Regions from separate parts of the Mus musculus genome. Here region 2 is linked to region 1. The links are chromatin contacts, found by POLR2A ChIA-PET in ENCODE. All regions are on one chromosome and are shown on one strand. The core of a region is the stretch at or near the end of the contact, and the rest is flanking DNA. Distances in the headings are between cores, read along the strand shown.

Region 1 (5,107 bases), core at 669-3,168:
GATGGTCTCTTCTCCTGGCTGCCAATTGGATCAAGATGTAGAACTCTCAGCTCCTTCTACAGCACCATGTCTCCCTGGGTGCTCCCATTCTTCCAGACACAGTGACAGTGGACTGAGTCCTCTGACTCTAAACCAGCCCCAAATGAAATGTTTGCCTTTACAAGAGTTGCAGCCGGGCGTGGTGGCGCACGCCTTTAATCCCAGCACTCGGGAGGCAGAGGCAGGCGGATTTCTGAGTTCGAGGCCAGCTTGGTCTACAGAGTGAGTTCCAAGACAGCCAGAGCTAAAAGAGAAACCCTGTCTCGAAAAACCAAAAAAAAAAAAAAAAAAAAAAAAAAAAAGAGTTGCCTTGGTCATGATGTCTCTTCACAGCAATGAAACCCTAAGACAAAACTATGTGTATGTGTATGCATCATGTGCATGCCTGGTGCCTGCAGAAGTCGGAAAAGGTTGCTGCATCCCCTTGAATTGTTGTCACCTACACCATGTAGATGTTCGGAACCCAATTGGGTTCTCACTGAGAGCAAGTGCTCTTAACTGCTGAGCCATCTCTCTAGTTACAAATTATTACTACTTTTAAACTTACATGTATTTGGTCTGTGTGTGTGTTTTCACAAGTGTGCATGCCATGGAGCACGAAGGTCGGAGGACAACTTCTGGGAGTTGGTCTTCTCCTTCCACCCCATTAGTATCAGAAAGTTAGCTCAGTGTGTATGTGTGGGTTTTACGCTCTGCGTCGTCACCTTGCCGGCTCTATTGTTACTTAAAACAGTCTTCACCACTTTGCTATTCTTAGGTTTCTCTTTCGACTGTCATTTCCTGGTGGAAATGACAACAGGTCATTTCAACAGGAGGAAACAATCTACCTTTCACTATTAGAGATGAGCGGCAATTAAGGTGAAATTGAAAAAAGAGGCAAGTTCCCAATTTCAATATCCTAACATTTTTTCTACTGGCTTTAGCCAAATGCCAGCTTTGTCTCCATATTGACATCTCTAAACAAAGAGAAACACAACATTTCAATTCTTCACCGAACTCTGATACAAAGTATTACATGGACACTGGTGCAACGTTAGACAAGTGAGCTACGTTAAGTGTTCGACTGTTCTTAAAATCAAAACTCTCCCCGCTTTTGGGAAAGACTGTGGAAGAATGTAAGGTAGCATTTCCCGTGGAAAGGATACAGAACTCGTCAGTGGGACCAGTAATTCTTTTCCTGTGAAAGTAATAAAGACAAACAGCTGGGGAAGGCTAGCGGCTCCCACGCGAAGACGTTAGGGGAAGCTCCCAACAGGGCTCAGTGTTCACAGACAGTGAAAAGAACACAGCAACTGAGGAAATGTCTTGTACATTTTAGTTTTCTGTAGGCAACATGCGGGGGCTCCTGTGGCTACACACACACTAAGTAACAAACAGTTTTCTTTAACGAAAACTGGAACTAGGAAAAAGCGAAGGAGAAGCCGGCATCCCCAGGCGCCCTCACCCGCCTAGCCCATACCCTCGTTGCTCTTGTTCAGCACGTTCAGACAGTCCTTGGCTTCCACGTACTTGGTCTGGACCACCTTGAGCTGAGCAATGGACGTGGACAAAAACTCCACTTCCTACAGAAGCCGGGAAAAAACAAGGGGTCAGCTCAAGAAAGCGGGGCCCAGGCTGAGGGGGCGGGACCCGGGACCGGATAGGGGTTTCCCTGGGAAAGGAAGCCTCCCCGACCGGGCGGGCGGTCGGTCGGAGGATATGAAGCGCGAGGAAGGTGCTGGGACAGGTCCTCACCTGGTCCAGCTGGTTCTTGAGCATTTCCAGTTGTGGCAGATTCAGCTCCGTGATGTTAATCGACTGCGCCATGTTGGGAAGGAGGACTGCCGAAGAGGAAGCCGCCTGGGCGAGTGACGCTCTAGCCGCCCTCCGCGTTACCTCCGTGGTGCCGCCAGGGGATACGCTCTGCGCCCGTCGTCTCTATGATCCTGTGTTTCGGACCCGCTTTTCGGATCTCAAGCTTAATTAGAGAACGCAAGTTTTTCTTTTCTCAGAGTACACTAAAGCTAGCACGGTAATTTTGGCTTCCTGTCCCCATAACTCTAGGTTCTGCTGGCCTAGAAGTTTTGGCTCCAGAGAGGGGAGTGCTCCTACCAGGAGCTACAACAAACATTCCATTGAACTGGAAGCTCAGACTTCCCCTTGGTCATTTTGGGCTTCTAATGCCCTTAAACCAACAGGCTAAAAATGGAATAACAGTGTTAGGAGGGGTGATAGATCCAGATTACCATGGGGAAATTGGATTACCTCTTCACAATGGTGGTAAGCAAGATTATGTCTGGAGTGTAGGAGATCCCTTAGGGCGTCTCTTAGTACTACCATGTCCTGTGATTAAAGTCAATGGGAAACTACAACAGCCTAATCCAAGCAGGATGACAAAGGACACAGACCCATCAGGAATGAAGGTATGGGTCAATCCTCCAGGAAAAGAGCCAAGACCTGCTGAGGTGCTGGCTGAAGGTGAAGGAAATACAGAATGGGTAGTAGAGGAAGGTAGTTATAAAATTAGTTAGCAAACATGGCTTGGGCCTTCAAGGGACTCGAAACTCTCGGACTCACGACACAACCACAAGATTGTAAAGCGGTATAAGCTACTGCGCGTTGTTGGGACAAGCCCGCGACAGGACAGCAGGGAACCTGTGTTCTGACAGTACCACTAACGCGCTTTAAAGGATAAAGTGCAAGTGCCAAAAAGGAACAACTGCCAACCAACTACATTTATTTTTATGTCTCAGTATATATGCAGGCAAACCAAACCTAGGTCCTTTGAAAGAGCAACCTAGTGCTCATAACTGCTGAGTGTCTGTCTAGCCCCACCATTGTGTGTTGGATAGGAAGGGTCTGTGTGCTTCCCAGCAACTTTTTTTTTTTTTTTTAACAATATCAGCCAGATATTGGTGGTGCACACACACTTTTATTTATTTATTTATTTATTTATTTATTACATGGAAGTACACTGTAGCTGTCTTCAGACGCACCAGAAGAGGGCATCAGATCTCATTATGGGTGGTTGCTGGGATTTGAACTTTGGACCTTCGGAAGAGCAGTCAGTGCTCTTACCCACTGAGCCATCTCACCAGCACCCCCCCCCCTCCCAGAAACTTTTAAAGGTGTAGTTGTTGCAACAAACCATATGAGTAGCAAACCCCATTGAATCTGCTGCTGCCATTGCCAAAGTGTAGCAGCCTTGGTGGGAAGGGCAATGGTTTCTAAAATCATCCAGGATTCAAAGGCAGTGGAAGGATTAAAAACATCAGCATAGCCCTATCACTACCTTTCCTTTCTCCAGTGTGAACACTTTAACTGCCAGGGTATTGTTTTGTAGCACTGGCTAGCTGAAACTCAAAAGTAAAGACTCAGCTGGCCTTTACCTCATAGGGATGTTTGCCTCTCACTCTGTACATTTTGTTTTTGGACATAGGGTTTTCTCTGTATAGCCCTGGCTATTCTAGAACTTGCTAAGTAGACCAGGCTGGCCTCTGCATGCACCACAGGGCCACTTTCAGTATTTTGATGGCCCTCTATTCAGCTTCATCACCCAAGCTCCAGCAGCAAATTCTGTCCTGCTTATGTAAGCAAATTCTCCAATCTGCTTACATCACAGAGCAGGAGTGAGGGAGTAGCTTCAACTCTCACAAACTGAGGCTTGGAATATCTTTATTAAGGTCACATTAAAGAAAATATTTCATACAAAACACCAGGGAAAATCACTTTAAAAATTCTAAATAATCAAAACCAAGTTTGGAGGTAGTCACACAGCTTCTACCATAGACAAGACAGCTTCAGGGTGTCTGCAGAGAGATAGGTAGGCCGTAGGCTACAGGTGCAGCACCAATGAGGTACTTGAGTCGAGGGGCCTGGCGGGCTTGGCTGGCATAGTAGAGAAAGGGAGCCCCTGGGCCTGCTCCCAGCCAGCCCTGCAGCAAAGCCTCTGTGTAACGGTCAATGTCACGGTCAGTCACATCCCAGAGATTACCTAGAAACAAGGGGCTTGGGAGAAAGAGTGAAGAAATACAAAGTAAGGGCTCTGTAACAAGAAACTTTGGAAAACATTACTGGTGTTGAGTGAGTAGAGGCTTGAACGAGGAGCTTCCCTGGCTTAGAGGTGCAGGGGAGCCGAGAGAGGAGGAACACTGAACATGGGGGCCAGGATTAGTGCCCCGAGGGCAGGTCTCATCTGTTGGTCTTACCAGCCAGCCATGATGTACTTGAGCACGATACCAGCTCCCTCCAGGTTTCCATGCACGGCAAGGGCTGCACTGCTGCAGCCGAACAGCAGGGCCACCGCCCGGCAGCTCAGCCGCAGGACAGCCTGCCCATCAAGGAAGCGGGCACCGGCTCCGTGCCCTGCGTAGCTAAGGCAGAAGAAGTGAGACAGCACTCAACACCTGCTTCGAGGCTCTGAAATGCCCAATCAACCATAATGCATGGTCCCCTCCCAACTTCCCTGCCCCAAACACTCACATATATAAATCCCGCTCTGTCAGGGCAGCCTGCACCTGATCGAGGCTTGGCACTTCCCCAATCACTCCTTTCCAGCCAGTTTCACTGCAGGAAGAAGCTGGGAAGTCAGTACCTGGCAGACAACGATAGAGCAGAGGGAGGGAGCAGCTGACAGCAATGAGAAGCAGCCACTGATTCTGGAGCAAAAGCACTCATGGTCGCCCTTGCTTATGTGAGGGAACCTCTGCCCTTCCCCACCCTACTAAACCCCTTCATCACCTGACCTGCTAAAACTGGCTCGAAATCTCTCCTCTGTGCTCGACAGGTTACTGTGAGGGTTTAGCACATAGAAGGTATTCTGTGGATCAACACCTTGGCTCAGCACTGATGAGGCTCCAGCCTGAGGGACAAGCACTGACAATTAGGTTCTTGGTCAGTTCGTGAAGCCCAGCCCCAGCATACTCTAAGCCCTTTCCATAACCGACCCATTGTTCCTCCCCTCCTGTCTCCCACGGTGCTAGCCTTCTTTCCTTAGGCTTTACCCAACAGCCAGTCACTCAGGCCCTGTGTCCTGTTGCCCACCTCTTTAGTGACTGTGTAGCTGAGCAGGAAGCGGAAGGAGGGCAGC
Region 2 (4,979 bases), core at 380-2,879, 140 kb before region 1:
TGTTTTTAATACTTTAACACCAAACACTGACAGTTCCAAGAGTCTCAAGCCCTGAAATTTCTCCAATAGCATGGCAAGTATTCATCCCTTCAAATCAGTATCAATGATTTCTCTCCTCCTACAACTAATTTTGTCCCTTCATAAAACCAGTCAGTTTTCACTTTGCCATAAACACACACAATACACATACTGTTGGGTTTTTTGTTTTGTTTTTTTGAGACAGGGCCTCACTATGTTGCCCAGTACTGAATGTAACTATTAACACCAGGCTGGCCTCCAAACTCTGAATCCCAAGTCCATACTTTAAGTATGTTTAAAGCACTTTAAAGTGACTGTCACACCACTCTATATAATGCAAACTATCTTCTGGTTACTTCAGGATGTAAGTGATTACATAAATGCATCCCTAAAGCACATCAGTTCCCTATTTCCAGAAAACAGTTAATTGCTGTCAAAAAAAAAAAAACCTCACAAATCAACATCTCATTTATGGAAAAACAATGCTTGTTCACTGAGTCTGCAAGATTAACACCCCCTCATACAGTATAAAACTGTTAGTTCCACTTCCCCACTGTTATATTAATCACCTTAGAAATACAGTTATACAAGTTCAAAAGGCAAAGAAACTGAAAACCTAGCTACAAATTCATTTCTTAAGTAAAGCACGAAGATGTATTTTTTTTAACTCCAAGTCATGTAAGTAATCTGAGAAACCTGTCAATTCCTCTCCTGAGTAGGTCAATCTAAGTGTACCCCATCCTGGGAATCCAGCTGTTAATCCTGCAGTCAATTACCCCTCTATAAATAGCTCGGTCTGGTTTATAGCGGCAGGCATTTTGTAATTTCAAAATTCGTTACCCGAGAGAACGTCAGAGTAACTCGGTAACAGGGAGTCCGCCTACCCTTTAACTCTGCAGCTCCCCACTCCCCTCCCCCGCCCGGGTCATCCAAGCATTTTCCACTTAAAAAAAAAAAGCCCCCCCCCTTTCCCTTGACTGGGAAAGGGGGTGAATAAACGGTTCGGTCAGGGGGGGGCGCTGCGACCCAGGGGGAGGGGCCGGACAAGCAGCGCCTCCTCGTGTGTCTGCGCCAGCGCCTGACCCCCGCGGGGAGCCGCGCTCACCCGCCCCGCCAGCAAGCCGGCCATCGCCTCCCCAACCCCCCTCAACCAACAAATCCACCGCCGCCCCCCCTGCCGCGCGCGCGCCCTCCCTGACTCCTGCGCAGCCGCCACCGGGAGGGAGGGGGGAGGGGGCAGGCTCTGCGCGAGGCCTACTAGGCCGCGCCGGAGCCAGGGCCTCGCGTGAATGCCCGGGCAGGCAGAGTGAAGTAGTAGACGCTCATGCGGGTCTACGAGAGGCCGAGGCTCCAGAATAGGGCCGGAGTCCGCCAAGAAGGATGTCACGAGTGGAAGAAGAAGCTATTGCCGGCGGCGGAGCAGAAGATTTTAAGCTTACCTGGAGGCGCGAGTCGACTGAGGGGAAAAGGGGAGCGGGCGGGAAGGGGAAGGGCGGGAGGCCGGGGGCGGAACAATAGGGGCGGGCGGGAAGGCGAGGGGGGCCCCGCTAGCGGGCGGAGGAGGGGGGGGTGAGGAGGAGGAAGGGGGAGAGAGACCCCGGGGCGGGTGGAGGGCGGCGGAGGGCGGGCGGGCGGGCGGAGGGCGGGCGGGCGGGAGAGGGCGCAGGCTGCGGCTGCTCCGGCTGCTGCCTCTGCTGGTCTGGGAGGGGGACGGGGCGGAGCGGGCCGCTTTCAACCCCGCGCACCCTTCGACCCCGGAAGCGCTAACCGCCCCGGGGGCCGGCGAGTCGACTGCGTCGTCCACACTTTCCCCACGCAATGCGGACCGCCTTCCCGGAGCCTAGAGCGGCTCCTTGGACAGCGTCGGCACCAGCGAGACGGCCAGTAACCAGCGGCGAGGTCTGAGATAGAGCGGCAGCGCAGAGGCGCGGAGGATACCAGTGGCCTCTAGCGGAAGAACTGGAAAGCTCAGGCCTAAATACGAAGAGGTGGCCAATGCTTTGGGATCAAGATAGGAGGGAGGGAAAGGAAAATAACAGTTGTCTAAAATAAAAAACGAATGGCCAGACTGAAAGTGTCAGGCAAACTGCTTACTCTAAAAATAATCCACTTTAGTGAGTGCAGAAGAAATGAAAACATCATTATTTTGCAGCCCAGATACTGAATCAGGCAATAATAATTATAATAAAGAATTAAAACGTAAAAGAATGTTCTTAAATCAGACGGTGGTGGTACCCAACTTGATTCCAACACTGGAAAGGCAGAGTCAGGAAGATCTCTGAGTTCGAGTCCACCCTGGTCTACAGAGTGAGTTCCAGGACAGACAGGGCTTTTTAGAAATCAAAAGAAAGAAAGAAAAGAAAAAAAAAAAGAAAGAAAGAAAAGTAACTTTAAAACTTCACTGTATTAGGACAACATTGATCATGTGAATATCTCACTATTATATAAGAAGTACTGTATAATCTAGAATTCCTGCCCAAATTGGTTAATCTTTTTATTAAGTCTAATTATCCATTTATAGGAACGAAAGAACAAGTTAAACATCAGTACAAGAAGGTACTCTGTGGCCAAGCACAGTGTGTGATACAAGCTGATACCATTGGGGAACTTAAGGATGACAAAGGTGAACCTCAGGCCACCTTGGACTGTAGAGCAACGCTGCTTTATTGTTGCCTGTTGCTCCTTAAAAAAAAAAAAAAAAAAAAAAAAAAAAGACATCTTGAAAACACAGAATTTTGTACACAACACAAGACAACTATCCTGGTGTCTTTAAAAAGGCAATAAACCTTTTTTTAAACGGTTTGTATGTGTGTATACAAACTGAGTGTGTGTGTGTGTGTACTTACACCACAGCAGGCAGGAAGAAGTCAAAGGAGGATTTTCAGGAGGAGTCAGTTTTCTCCTTCAACCAAGCGGGTCCTGAAGATCGGACTCAGGACATCAGGCGTGATGGCAAACGCCCTTTCCATCGCACTGGCTGTTAGGACTGGGACGATGTCTCAATAGTTCTCCAACTGTTCTCCCAGAGATTCAGTGTTCAATCACCAGTACCGACATAGGATCTCACAGTTCCATGGGATACAACACCCTCTTCTGGATTCCACAGGCACTTGCACACAAGTGGTGCACATATATACATGGCAGGTAAAACCCATACAAAATAAATAGGTACATCTGTAAGGAGTCCGAGGCACATGCAGGTAAAAGGCAGGCAGATCTTTTGAAGTCAGCCTGATCTACATGGCAAGTTTCAGGACACTGAGAGCTACATAGTGAGATTCACTCTCAAAAATCAAACAAAAACAACTTGTTCTTACAAAGGAGCCAAGTTCAGTTCCCTGTAGATGGGTTCACAATTCCCTGAAGATTCAACTCCAAAGATCTGATGCCCTCTTCTGGCTTGCTAGGGTGCTTACACCCTCGGGTGCACATAACTATCCTACAGATACACATATGCATAAATTTTGTTGTTGTTGTTGTTGTTGTTTCTTAAGACAGGGTTTCTATGGGGAGCCCTGGCTGTACTCACTCAAAGATCCAATTGCCTCTGCCTCCCAAATGCTGAGATCAAAGGTGTGTGCCACCACCGCCTAGAAAAAAGAAATTCATTTTCCTCTCTTTTCTGTACACAGGTGTTTTTGCCTATTGTGTATGCAGTACTTGTTGTGGTTTTACTATCAGTCAAATGGAGCCAAGTGACTCCAAATGTCTTTCTTTCCACCACCCAAATGAGGAGCTAATATTGGGAATGCAAAATAAAATCCTCATTTGACACCATTTGGTGCCAGGTGTCACTGTACACACTTTTAATCCCAGCACTAAGGAGGCAGAGGCAAGTGGATTTCTTGAGTTCAAGACCAGCTTTGTCTTGGACAGGGCTCTATAGAGAACCTGTCTCAAAAAAAAAAAGAAAGAAAGAAAGAAAGAGAGATAAAGAGAGGAAGAAAGAAAGAAAAACCAACAAACAAAACCTTATCATTTGGCCAAAGGTAAAGGGTAAAGGGTGGAAAGGAAGTAGGGAAAACCCCAGGAAAAAAAAGCCAATTAAGGAACAAGTTTACTGGACTGGCAAGATGGCTCAGCAGGTAAGAGTGCTGACTGCCCTTCCAAAGGTCCTGAGTTCAAATCCCAGCAATGACATGGTGACTCACAACTGCCCTTAATGAGACCTGATGCCCTCTTCTGGTGTGTCTGAAGACAGCTTCAGTGTACTTATTTAAATAAATCTTTGAGCAGGATTGAGCAGGGACTGAGCGAGTTAGATAACCAGAGCGAGTGGGGTTGACTAGAACAAGCAGAGGTCCTAAATACAATTCCCAACAACCAAATGAAAGCTCACAAGCATCTGTACAGCTACAGTGTACTCATAAACATAAAATAAATAAAACTTTAAAAACAAAAACAAGTTTACTGTCAGATCTAAGCTGAAAGTTTAACCTAAAGATTTTGCAGGTGGGCCAGTAAAAACAGTGGGGCTCCCAACAGCTAGAATGCTATCCACTTTCCATGAGGTCACACATATGGCATCAGGCAAAAAATAAAAATCAAGGAGTTTTATTAAGGCTGACCAAGAGTTACAGTCAACACTGAGACAGTGAAGTCCTGTGGGTGGGTTAAGAACCTTGAGCACAGGGCTGGTGAGATGGCTCAGTGGGTAAGAGCACCCGAATGCTCTTCCGAAGGTCCAGAGTTCAAATCCCAGCAACCACATGGTGGCTCACAACCATCTGCAACAAGATCTGACTCCCTCTTCTGGAGTGTCTGAAGACAGCTACAGTGTACTTACATATATTAATAATAAATAAATCTTAAAAAAAAAAAAAAAGAACCTTGAGCACACAAGGTCCTGGGTGAAATCCCAGACACAAAGCAGGGAGAGAGGGTTGGCAATAGGTTCAATTGTCAAGCCTGAAGACCTGAGTTCAACAAGAGTTCAGCTGAGTTCCCTTGAGACTAACTAC

What was found. ChIA-PET counts read pairs that join two places held with the same protein, here RNA polymerase II (POLR2A).
Region 2: POLR2A ChIA-PET joins it to region 1 with 12 read pairs in embryonic stem cell. The contact joins the promoter of Pcbp2 here to the promoter of Pfdn5 in region 1. POLR2A ChIA-PET finds 5 or more read pairs at or near these places in 3 of 5 experiments (Patski and embryonic stem cell).

The regions. Positions count from the first base shown.
Region 1 is chr15:102,322,927-102,328,033 of GRCm38, reverse strand. Pfdn5 (prefoldin 5) reads right to left here and starts at 1,918. Exons shown (of 6, transcript NM_027044.3): 1 at 1,774-1,918; 2 at 1,499-1,601; 3 at 1,185-1,216. The coding sequence starts at 1,845. It overlaps Espl1 (extra spindle pole bodies 1, separase), which reads right to left. Exons shown (of 31, transcript NM_001014976.2): 27 at 5,062-5,107; 28 at 4,764-4,879; 29 at 4,501-4,584; 30 at 4,227-4,391; 31 at 3,678-4,026. The coding sequence ends at 3,819.
Region 2 is chr15:102,467,282-102,472,260 of GRCm38, reverse strand. It overlaps Pcbp2 (poly(rC) binding protein 2), which reads right to left and starts at 1,629. Exons shown (of 15, transcript NM_001103165.1): 1 at 1,458-1,629. It overlaps Gm36331 (a long non-coding RNA gene), which reads left to right and starts at 1,765. Exons shown (of 2, transcript XR_384469.3): 1 at 1,765-2,006; 2 at 2,540-2,820.